Regions from separate parts of the Homo sapiens genome. Here region 2 is linked to region 1. Evidence: read pairs that join two places in POLR2A ChIA-PET (ENCODE). Cell type or tissue: Panc1. All regions are shown on one strand. Links, peaks and the distances in the headings refer to the core of each region. The heading gives the core; the rest is flanking DNA. Region 1 overlaps AHDC1 (AT-hook DNA binding motif containing 1). Region 2 has its middle 11 kb from the start of FGR.

Region 1 (4,390 bases), core at 212-4,211:
TTACTATGTTGGCCAGGCTGGTCTTGAACTCCTGACCTTGTGATTCACCTGCCTCGGCCTCCCAAAGTGCTGGGATTACAGGCGTGAGCCACCACACCCGGACACATATATGGCTTCTATTATGTGTCTACTGGATAGTCCTGTTCTAAATCTTTTTTTTTTTTTTTTTTAAGACAGTGTCTGGCTTTGTCACTCAGGCTAGAGTGCAGCGGTATAATCACAGCTCACTGCAGCCTCAATCTTCTGGGCTCAATCTTCCCACCTCAGCCTCTTGCATAGCTGGGACTACATGCTACCATGCCCAACTAACTTTTTAACGTTTTTGTAGAGACAGGGCCTCACTACGTTGCCCAGGCTGGTGTTCTAGGTCTTGTGGGTTCTGGCTTTGGACTAAAGCTTTGCCTTCTCTGGATCCGTATCTGTGTGACTTTAGCTCACTCACTTTCTCATATCTAGACCACAGCCTTATGTGTTAGTCTAAATCTCACCACCCCACACCACCCCACCCCAGTTTTCCGTGAATCTAGGTTCAGCCAGAGATGATGGCTTAGTCTGCTTTATACACACTATTTAGTGCATTTCTTGTTCATCAATCCCCAATATCTAGATCCCAGCAAGAGTGTGACTATAGATCACCTTTCATGTTAACTTGCCATGGATCTAGGTTCCAGCCTGACATGTCAACATTGTTTGCTTAGATCACTGTCTAATTAGGTTTAAAATCTACACACCCCTCAGGAGGAATAAGGTTCTAGATCAGAGGTTGGCAAACTATGGTCCATGGCCTGTTGTCTGTTTTTATAATTCAAGTTTGATTGGAACACAGCCATGCTCATTCGCTTATGCACTGTCTATGACTGCTTTCAAGGTGCAATGGCAGAGTTAAGTACTACTCATGACAGAGACTGAATGCTTACAAAGTCTAAAATTTTTACTTTCCAGAATGACCATTTTAGATGAGCAACAAATCCAACCCACTATAAATTTAGATTCCAGCCCAAGACCATGGCCTAGTCTAATCTAGATCACCTCCTGCTGTGGTTCTAGACAGTGCTGCCCGCCAGGATCTAAAACCAGAGCCTAACATTGGTTCCCTGGTGCTTGGGTTCCAAATCCTACTCTGATCTCGGCAGATGGGCCCCAGGACTCCTCTCTGGGATGGAAAGGGTGTCTCTACTTCTTAACTCCCCTAGAGAGATCAAGGCCCATGGGCCCTTCTTGATGGCCTTGGGATGTGGGAGGGAGGGTAGATTCCAGAGACAGCACTGGAGGCTGAGTCAAAGAGTTAGGGGTAAGCCCTTCCAGAACAAGGGGGCAAAATATAATGAGGCCAAGAGATAGAGTGGCCCCACCTCCACCCCTTCCCAGCAGGCTCCAGAGCAGGTCACTTAGCTGGGGGTCATGTGGGACAGATACCAAGCCCTCTGGAAGCCAGGCCAGGGGGCTCTAAATGAAATCCGCATCTCCAGCCCCTTACCTCCAACTACCTGATGCGTCGTCTCTCCTCAGAGCTGAGCTGGCACCACTACCCCTCTTCCCTTTTCTCCTGCTCTGCTATCTCCACGGCTTTCTTTGAAAACCCTCCCATACCTGTCCCCTTCCCTGCCATTTCTTCTTCCTGAATCCTAGAATCCTTGGCTAACCTTTGTGGTTAAGATCTCAGGGTCTGGATCTGACAAGCCCAGGCTTAACTTCCAACCCTGACTGGGCAAGCCACTTCATCTCTCTAGGCCTCCTCAGTTTTCTCGTCTGTAAAATGGTAACTATTTCACAGGTTGTTGTATAGCTTTAACAAGATCATGAGGTATATTGCTCTGCCCAGTGCCTGGCACATAATAAGCATTTAATGCTAGCTGCTATTTTTATTACTATTGATCATCTAGCTTAGTTCCATAGATGGACTTCACAGGTTTATAAACCTCACAACATTTTAACCAACCAAAAACTTGGGTTTTTTTTTTGAGATGGAGTCTCGCTCTGTCGCCAGGCTGGAGTGCAGTGGTGCCATCTCAGCTCATTGCAACCTCCGCCTCCCGGGTTCAAGCGATTCTCCTGCCTCAGACTCCCGAGTAGCTAGGATTACAGGTGCATGCCACCATGCCCAGCTAATTTTTGTATTTTTAGTAGAGACGAGGTTTCACCATGTTGGCCAGGCTGATCTCGAGCTCCTGACCTCAGGTGATCTGTCCACCTCAGCCTCCCAAAATGCTGGGATTACAGGTGTAAGCCACCACGTCCCGCCTGTTTTTGTTTTTGAGACAGGGTCTCGCTCTGTATCCCAGGGTGGAGTGTAGTGGCGTGATCATAGCTCACTGCAGCTTCAACCTCCTGGGCCCAAGCAATCCTCCCACCTCAGCCTCCCAAGTAGCTGGGACCATAGGCATGTGCCATCACACCTGGCTACTTAATTTTTTATGTTGCCCAGGCTCAAAACTTTAAAAAAATATATTTTTAAAAAAAATTTTTCTGGAGAGAAAGCCCCTAGGTCTCATCATCTTCTCAAAATGGGTCCTTAGCCAAAATGGTAACCAAGAGAAAAAAAAAAAAAGGCAGGCACGCCTTTAGTTCAATCCAAATGGGAAAATAGAGGTGTGTAATAAAGAAGGGACCCTCAGAAAATCTGGGCAGATCCAAGGCCAGAACCCAGGGGTATCCTCTCCCAGGCCCTACTCCTTCCTCCAGTCCAAGTGGTCTCTCTGATCTGACCTCATCATGTCTCACCTACTTGGCCATGACAGCTTCCTGGTGGGCTCCCCCACCTCCAGTCACCTCCTCTGAATCTCTTCCACCTCGAGCTAGCTACATCTTCCTCAAATCCCATTCTCATGACTCTGCGTGTCTGCCCTGAAACCTTTAACAGCTCCCTACTGCTGACGACAACATCAAGGCCAAGGTCTTTAGCCTGACATTCAGGGGCCTTCAGAGCCAGCTTTGGCCCCACCAACCTCCTGGCTGTTCTCTCTCATCTGGTCAGCGGGGCTGACTTCTTCCTCTCCTCTCTTCCCCTCCCCTGAGTCTCAACACCACCCACACACTCACTCCGTTCTGGACAGATTCTGCCCCTTTGCTCAATCACACAGTGTCTCAGGCCTCCCCTGCTATGCCCTTGGGATTGCCTCTGGGTCCAGCCAACCTCTGAACTCACCCTGATTCCGCCAGACCAGCAGAAGCTGGCCAGGCTTGGCTCCAGGAAACAGGCCTCTGCCCCTGCTCTCCAGCGCAGCTCCATCCCTGGACATTGACCCACCTCGGCACTGCCCACACCCCTCCAATTCCCATCATCTCTTTTCATCTATCCTCTAGACTTTCAGGAACAGAACAGCGAATCCCACAGGGAGTTAGCAGGTATAGCACTGTCCTCAAAGTCATGACTCTTGACTCAGTCAGATTGTTGTCTTCAAGCCACACTGTCCTTATCTATAAAATTGGGATGGCAATACCTGTATCTCACTTGATTCTCACAAGGAATAACTGCCTTGTAAACTGGAAGGTGCTTTTTCTACTAAAACCTGCTATACAAATAAGAGTAACAACAGCCTCCATCTGTACATTGATTTAAAACTGCAGTAACCCTGTAATGTGGGCATGCCCAATGCCCCTTCTCTGATTCATTTTCCTCCTTGGTACATATCACCATCTAACGACCATTTATTTCACTTGTTTTTACATTAACTGTCTGTTTTACCCTCTAAATGTAAGCTCCTTGAGGGCAGGGATTTGTGTCTGTTTTGTTCACTGCTGTGTGTCCTAGAAAAGTGCCTGACATCAAGTGTGCACTTGATGGTTAAGGAATGAATGCATGAGTCAAGTGCTTACTGCATGGCAGGCACTGTGCTAAGCACTCCTCACAGAGCATCTCATCGGAGGGGTCAGGTACTTTGATGACCCTGTGTTTTGGAGATGCGATGTTCAGTTGACTTGCCCTGTTCACATGGTGGGACACAACTTAGCTAGGATTGGACTGCAGAGCCTGCCTTCTTGATCACTATACTGTAGTTTCTGTCCAGATGGGGGTTTATTTCTATTTCTCTTTTTTTTGAGACGGAGTCTTCCTCTGTCACCCAGGCTGCAGTGCAATAGCGCACTCTCGGCTCACTGCAACCTCCGCCTCCTGGGTTCAAGTGACTGACGAGTAGCTGGGATTACAGGTGCCTGCCACCACATGGGGTTTCACCATGTTGGCCAGGCTGGTTTCGAACTCCTGACCTCAGGTAATCCGCCCACCTCAACCTCCCAAAGTGCTGGGATTACAGGCGTGAGCCACCATGCCTGGCCGTTTATTTCTATTTCTACATTAGCTAAGCCTCTCGAATCTGTCACCCTCCCTATGTCCTTGAGGCCACCAGCCCTCCCAATCCTCATCCTGATCTCACTCAGCAATTTCCTCCCA
Region 2 (4,390 bases), core at 134-4,133, 66 kb after region 1:
CTTAACAACTCTGGGCTTTAGTTTCCACACCGATAAAACTAGAACAGTAATATCTGATTATCAGGATGAGGAGTAAAGGAAATGATGGCTTCGAAAGTATCTTGTACATAGCGGGTATACAAAAAGCTGTCAGGAGCCAGGGAGGGAGGTCTGATGAGGAGTTTTGGAATCTCTCCCATCACCACCCCAGATTCTAGTCTCTTCATCATCACAAGCTGCTTTATGCAGAGAGAGATACTAAATACCACATGTCTAGATCTAGAGTAGGCCTGGCACATAGTAGGTGCTCAATACATATTTGTCAAATGACAGATAAATCCTATAACCAATATCTTACTTGAGCCTTGAAGCAAACTGGTAAGGGGCAAGACAAGGGTACAGTTATTATCTCTGCTTCAAAGGTGAAGCCACTGTAGCTCAGAGAGGGAAAGTGACTTACCTAAGGTAACACAGCAGAGTTGGGCTTGGAACCCAGTTCCCTTCAGCTGTAGAACCCATAATAATGTCCCTCATCCATGCAGCCACTTTATAGACAGATTGCTAGGCTCTGCCTACGCTCACTCTCACATAAGGGAGTATCCCAGGGGGTGGTGCTTTGCCAAACACAAAGCAGGGCAGGCAGGCCAACTGGCCTGTCCCAGGGGCCCCACTCTGCTCCCTGATGACCCAGAGCCTGTGCTGGGTCACTGTGCTCCTTGGCTGGAGGCAGCTTGGCCTTGGCCTAGCAGACCCATGGAGCCACAGGACAGGTATCTTAGTGCAGCACGATGGGGAACCTGGGCCAAGTACGGCGGCTGAGCCTGTGGGACTACCTCTTGGGGCTGACCCACCCCAGGGGGCTCACAACAAGTCAACCTGGCAGGTCAGGAGTGTGCCATCCCCCAGGGCCTGGGTGCCCCCAACTTTCAGTGACTGCTGCCATATTTACGGTCAGTGAGACTCTTATTCTGGGGGTGGGAGGAGGGTTTCTAGAGTGGGTGGACTCTACCTGCCTGGAGTGCAGTGAGGAAGCCAGTGGGGTCATCACACAGCCCCCTCCCACCAGGAGTGCTGACGCATCCCTACACTGACGTCCAGGAGCCATCTGAGGCCTACGAGGACATGAGAACAAGCAGGGACCAGAGTGAGGACCACCGTAGTGCACTCTGGGGAGGCCGTGGAGTCCATCCTTCCCTCAGGGCAGGACAGAGCATTATAGAGGGGCTGGAGGTGATGGAATGGCGATTTTCACTGGGGGTGGGAGTGAGGGCTGGGGTATTAAAGTGGAGTGCAGAGTATTCGAATGGGTGCTGGAATATTTCAAGGGGATTGGAATATTTAAAGTTGGAGCAAAAATTTCAAGTTGAGGCTGGACTTTAAGAGTGGAGTGGAGGTTTGCCATAGGGGCTGGAGAACTTCCGCGACGATCAGAGTATTGCACAGTGGGGGCTAAAGAGTTTCACAAAGGCTGGGTTATTTCAGGCATATTATGGGGAGTGGGAGAGGACCTAGAGTATTTCAGTGAGACGCTGGAATCTTCCAGGGTAGGCTGGTATATTTCAGAGGTGAGTGAGAAAGGTGTATGCCCTTGGAGGCTGCCCAGGGAGCCCCCTTCAGCCCTGAGTCTGCAGGTCAAGGATCCTGGGGGTCCCTGGGAGTCTAGTCTTCTGCTTTCTCCTGTCCACCAGGGCAGGTCAGGACTGAGCCCTCCAGCTCCGCCACAGCAGTCCTTCTGCATGTGCCAAAATGTGACACCAGGGATCATGGCCTTGGGGATGTCTGCTGTTTATTTCCAAGTCAGTGGCACTAAGGAGCAGCCAGTCCCAGGGCACCCAATGCAGAGCATCCTGCTTGAGCTTTGGGGCTTCCAGGTAAGGACCAGGTCAACCTGGCCATCCCTCTGCCTGCAGGGAAGTCTCCCTTCCCTCCCCCGGAGCTCTCTCCCAAGAGTGGGACTCCCAGATGAAGTAGGGAGCATTCCTGGGCACAGAACCTTCTGCTTCCAGGGGTGTCTTTGCAGTCTACTTCCATCTCTCCTGCTTTGATGGGAGGCTTGTTAATTTCCTGAGTATGGGCGCTCTGTTGGGCTTTGTCTCAGTGGCTCCTGGACCTCCCGTAACTTGTGAGATCTGAGGACCTTGGGGGCCAGGAGTGCTTGATACTAGAAAGGGTGTCAGTGGGTGATGGAGGGAAGAGATTAGTGCCAGTTCTGGGTGACATCAACCCCCCAGGGGACAATTCCTATCCATTACACCAGGCACTGCTTTAGCTACTTACTGGGCTCTCGCTTTGACAAGCACCAGCGGAACTATGCCAACTTCACCAGCTGCTGTTCACACCACAACACATTCCACCTTCCCTAGAGTGAGTGGCCCCAGGGGCTAACTTGACATAGGCTAGAACCCCTGACACGCTCCCTTCCAGAGCACCAACTCTGTGCCTCCTGTATCCACACGCCCCAGCCACGCCCCAGCTGCGCAATGAGGTGGCACAATGCTGTGGTTCCTCAGTCAGTGTCAGGTGTGGGGCCAGGACCTCCCCCCGAATTGGGCTGTGTCCCCATCAGCCTGGAGACTGTCCCCTCACCGGCCAGGTGACTCAAGCTCCCTGGGAGTCAAGGCAATCTGGGAGTGGGGGCTCTCAGTGGTCCCCTAAGCCTTATCAGTATGAGAGGAGGGAACACAAAATTGTCCCTCTGAGACAGGAGGCCAGTTTGGCTTGGCATATGCTCAGGCCTGGAGTTCCTACCAGAGGAGCAAAAGAAGGAAGGGAGAAGGAAACACCACTTATTGAGCACTTACTGTGTGCCATATCCTGTCTAGACATTTACACACATTCTCTCCCTGTGGTAGAATCACTCTGTTATATGGATAGAGAAACTGAGGCCAGAGAATTTCAGAGGCTTTCCCAAGGTTACGCAGCTAGTGCATGAGTGAAACAGCTGGGGCGTGGCCCAGGGTCTGTCTGAATTGACTAACATTGCCTCCTCTCCATAACCCTGAAATGGGCCTCTGGACAAATCCTGACTCCTCCATCTACTGTCTGGATGACCTTGAACAAGCTGCATAAACTCTTTAAGTCTCAGTCTCCTCATCTGTAATATGGGTATATTAGTAAAAACCCATGTGATGTGATGAATTGGGCTGACACATGTGAAGTGCCTGACATGTAAGTACACCGTCACTGTTAGACAATACTACCTTTGGAGCTCTCACGGAAGAGACATAGCCCTGCCCCCTGTTTGAGGAAAGATATAAAGCTGTGTTTTCGGGAACCCCCAGTCCGAAGGAGAGACCCCCTTGCTTAACATCACCAGGGCCGGGAGAAGGAGGAGGGCAGGATGGAGTGGACCACAAGCTAGAGAAAGGTGGTCTCTAGCACCAGGTTAATTTTGAAAGACTCTCCCGTACGGTCAATTTCATTGTCTACACACACACACACACACACACACACACACACACACACACACACACGTATTTTTAAGACAGAGTCTCACTCTGTCTCCCAGGATGGAGTACAGTGGCGGGCACAATCTTGGCTCACTGCAACCTCCACCTCCCGGATTCAAGTGATTCTCCTGCCTCAGCCTCCCGAGCAGCTGGGATTACAGGTGCCGGCCACCACACCCAGGTAATTTTTGTATTTTTAGTAGATATGGGGTTTCACCATGTTGGCCAGGCTGGTCTCAAGCTCCTGACCTCAAGTGATCTGCCTGCCTCAGCCTCCCAAAGTGCTGGGATTACAGGCGTGAGCCACTGCTCCCGGCCCATTATCCCGATTCTACAAATGGGGAAACTGAGGTCCAGAGAAGTCCAAGAATATAGTGACTCAATGAGCAGGCCAAGGCCCCACACCAGGCACTCAGCCCCTCTGGCTCAGGGTGGGAGCAGATGTAATATGCTGGGTGCCCCTGTGCCCCCACCCCAAGATGTGTTCTGCATGAAACTGAAACTCTTCAGCCTAGGTACACCACTGCGTGCCAGGGAACCCCAGGCCAGACTTCATGGAACACAGCAAGGACCTGACCCTCAGCCTCTTGGATCACTCCTGCCACTGGCATGGGAGGAGCCATAGCAGCAAGGAGTACCTGGAGCTGCACAGGGAGAACTTCCTCCTCATCCTCAGGTGGGCCAGGGCTGGCTCCCACACAGGGCATAGCACCTTTGACTTTGCCATCTGCCCTCTTCTGCATCCTCACGGCCACCCTGCCACCTGATGAGATCATCCCCAACCCCACTATTCAGAGGAGGAAACTGAGTTTCAGAGTGGCAGGAGGCTTGCCCAAGGTCATACCGGGAGAATTCAGCAGAGGCAAGATTGGAAAGCAGGCTAGCTGGCTCAACTCCAAGTCTTTAGTCCTGCCCTGCCTTATTTTTAGGCCTGAGTCCCCATCTCAACTCCTGCATTCTCC

The links. ChIA-PET counts read pairs that join two places held together with the same protein. Peaks named below come from ENCODE experiments on the same cell type or tissue, not always from the same donor. Only the 100,000 strongest peaks of a DNase experiment are listed, where the experiment ranks them.
Region 2: POLR2A ChIA-PET joins it to region 1 with 5 read pairs; 4 of 35 experiments call an interaction of 5 or more read pairs at or near these places.

Annotation. Positions count from the first base shown.
Region 1 is chr1:27,578,893-27,583,282 of GRCh38, forward strand. The region is part of intron 3 of AHDC1 (AT-hook DNA binding motif containing 1); the gene reads right to left. Among named protein-coding and RNA genes, the nearest start is that of AHDC1, 23 kb to the right of the region's middle. RefSeq lists an enhancer at 2,553-3,082. In Panc1, for the core only: no CTCF peak of the experiment used is centred there; no DNase peak of the experiment used is centred there; H3K27ac peaks cover 323 bases.
Region 2 is chr1:27,644,476-27,648,865 of GRCh38, forward strand. No RefSeq gene overlaps it. Among named protein-coding and RNA genes, the nearest start is that of FGR, 11 kb to the left of the region's middle. In Panc1, for the core only: no CTCF peak of the experiment used is centred there; no DNase peak of the experiment used is centred there.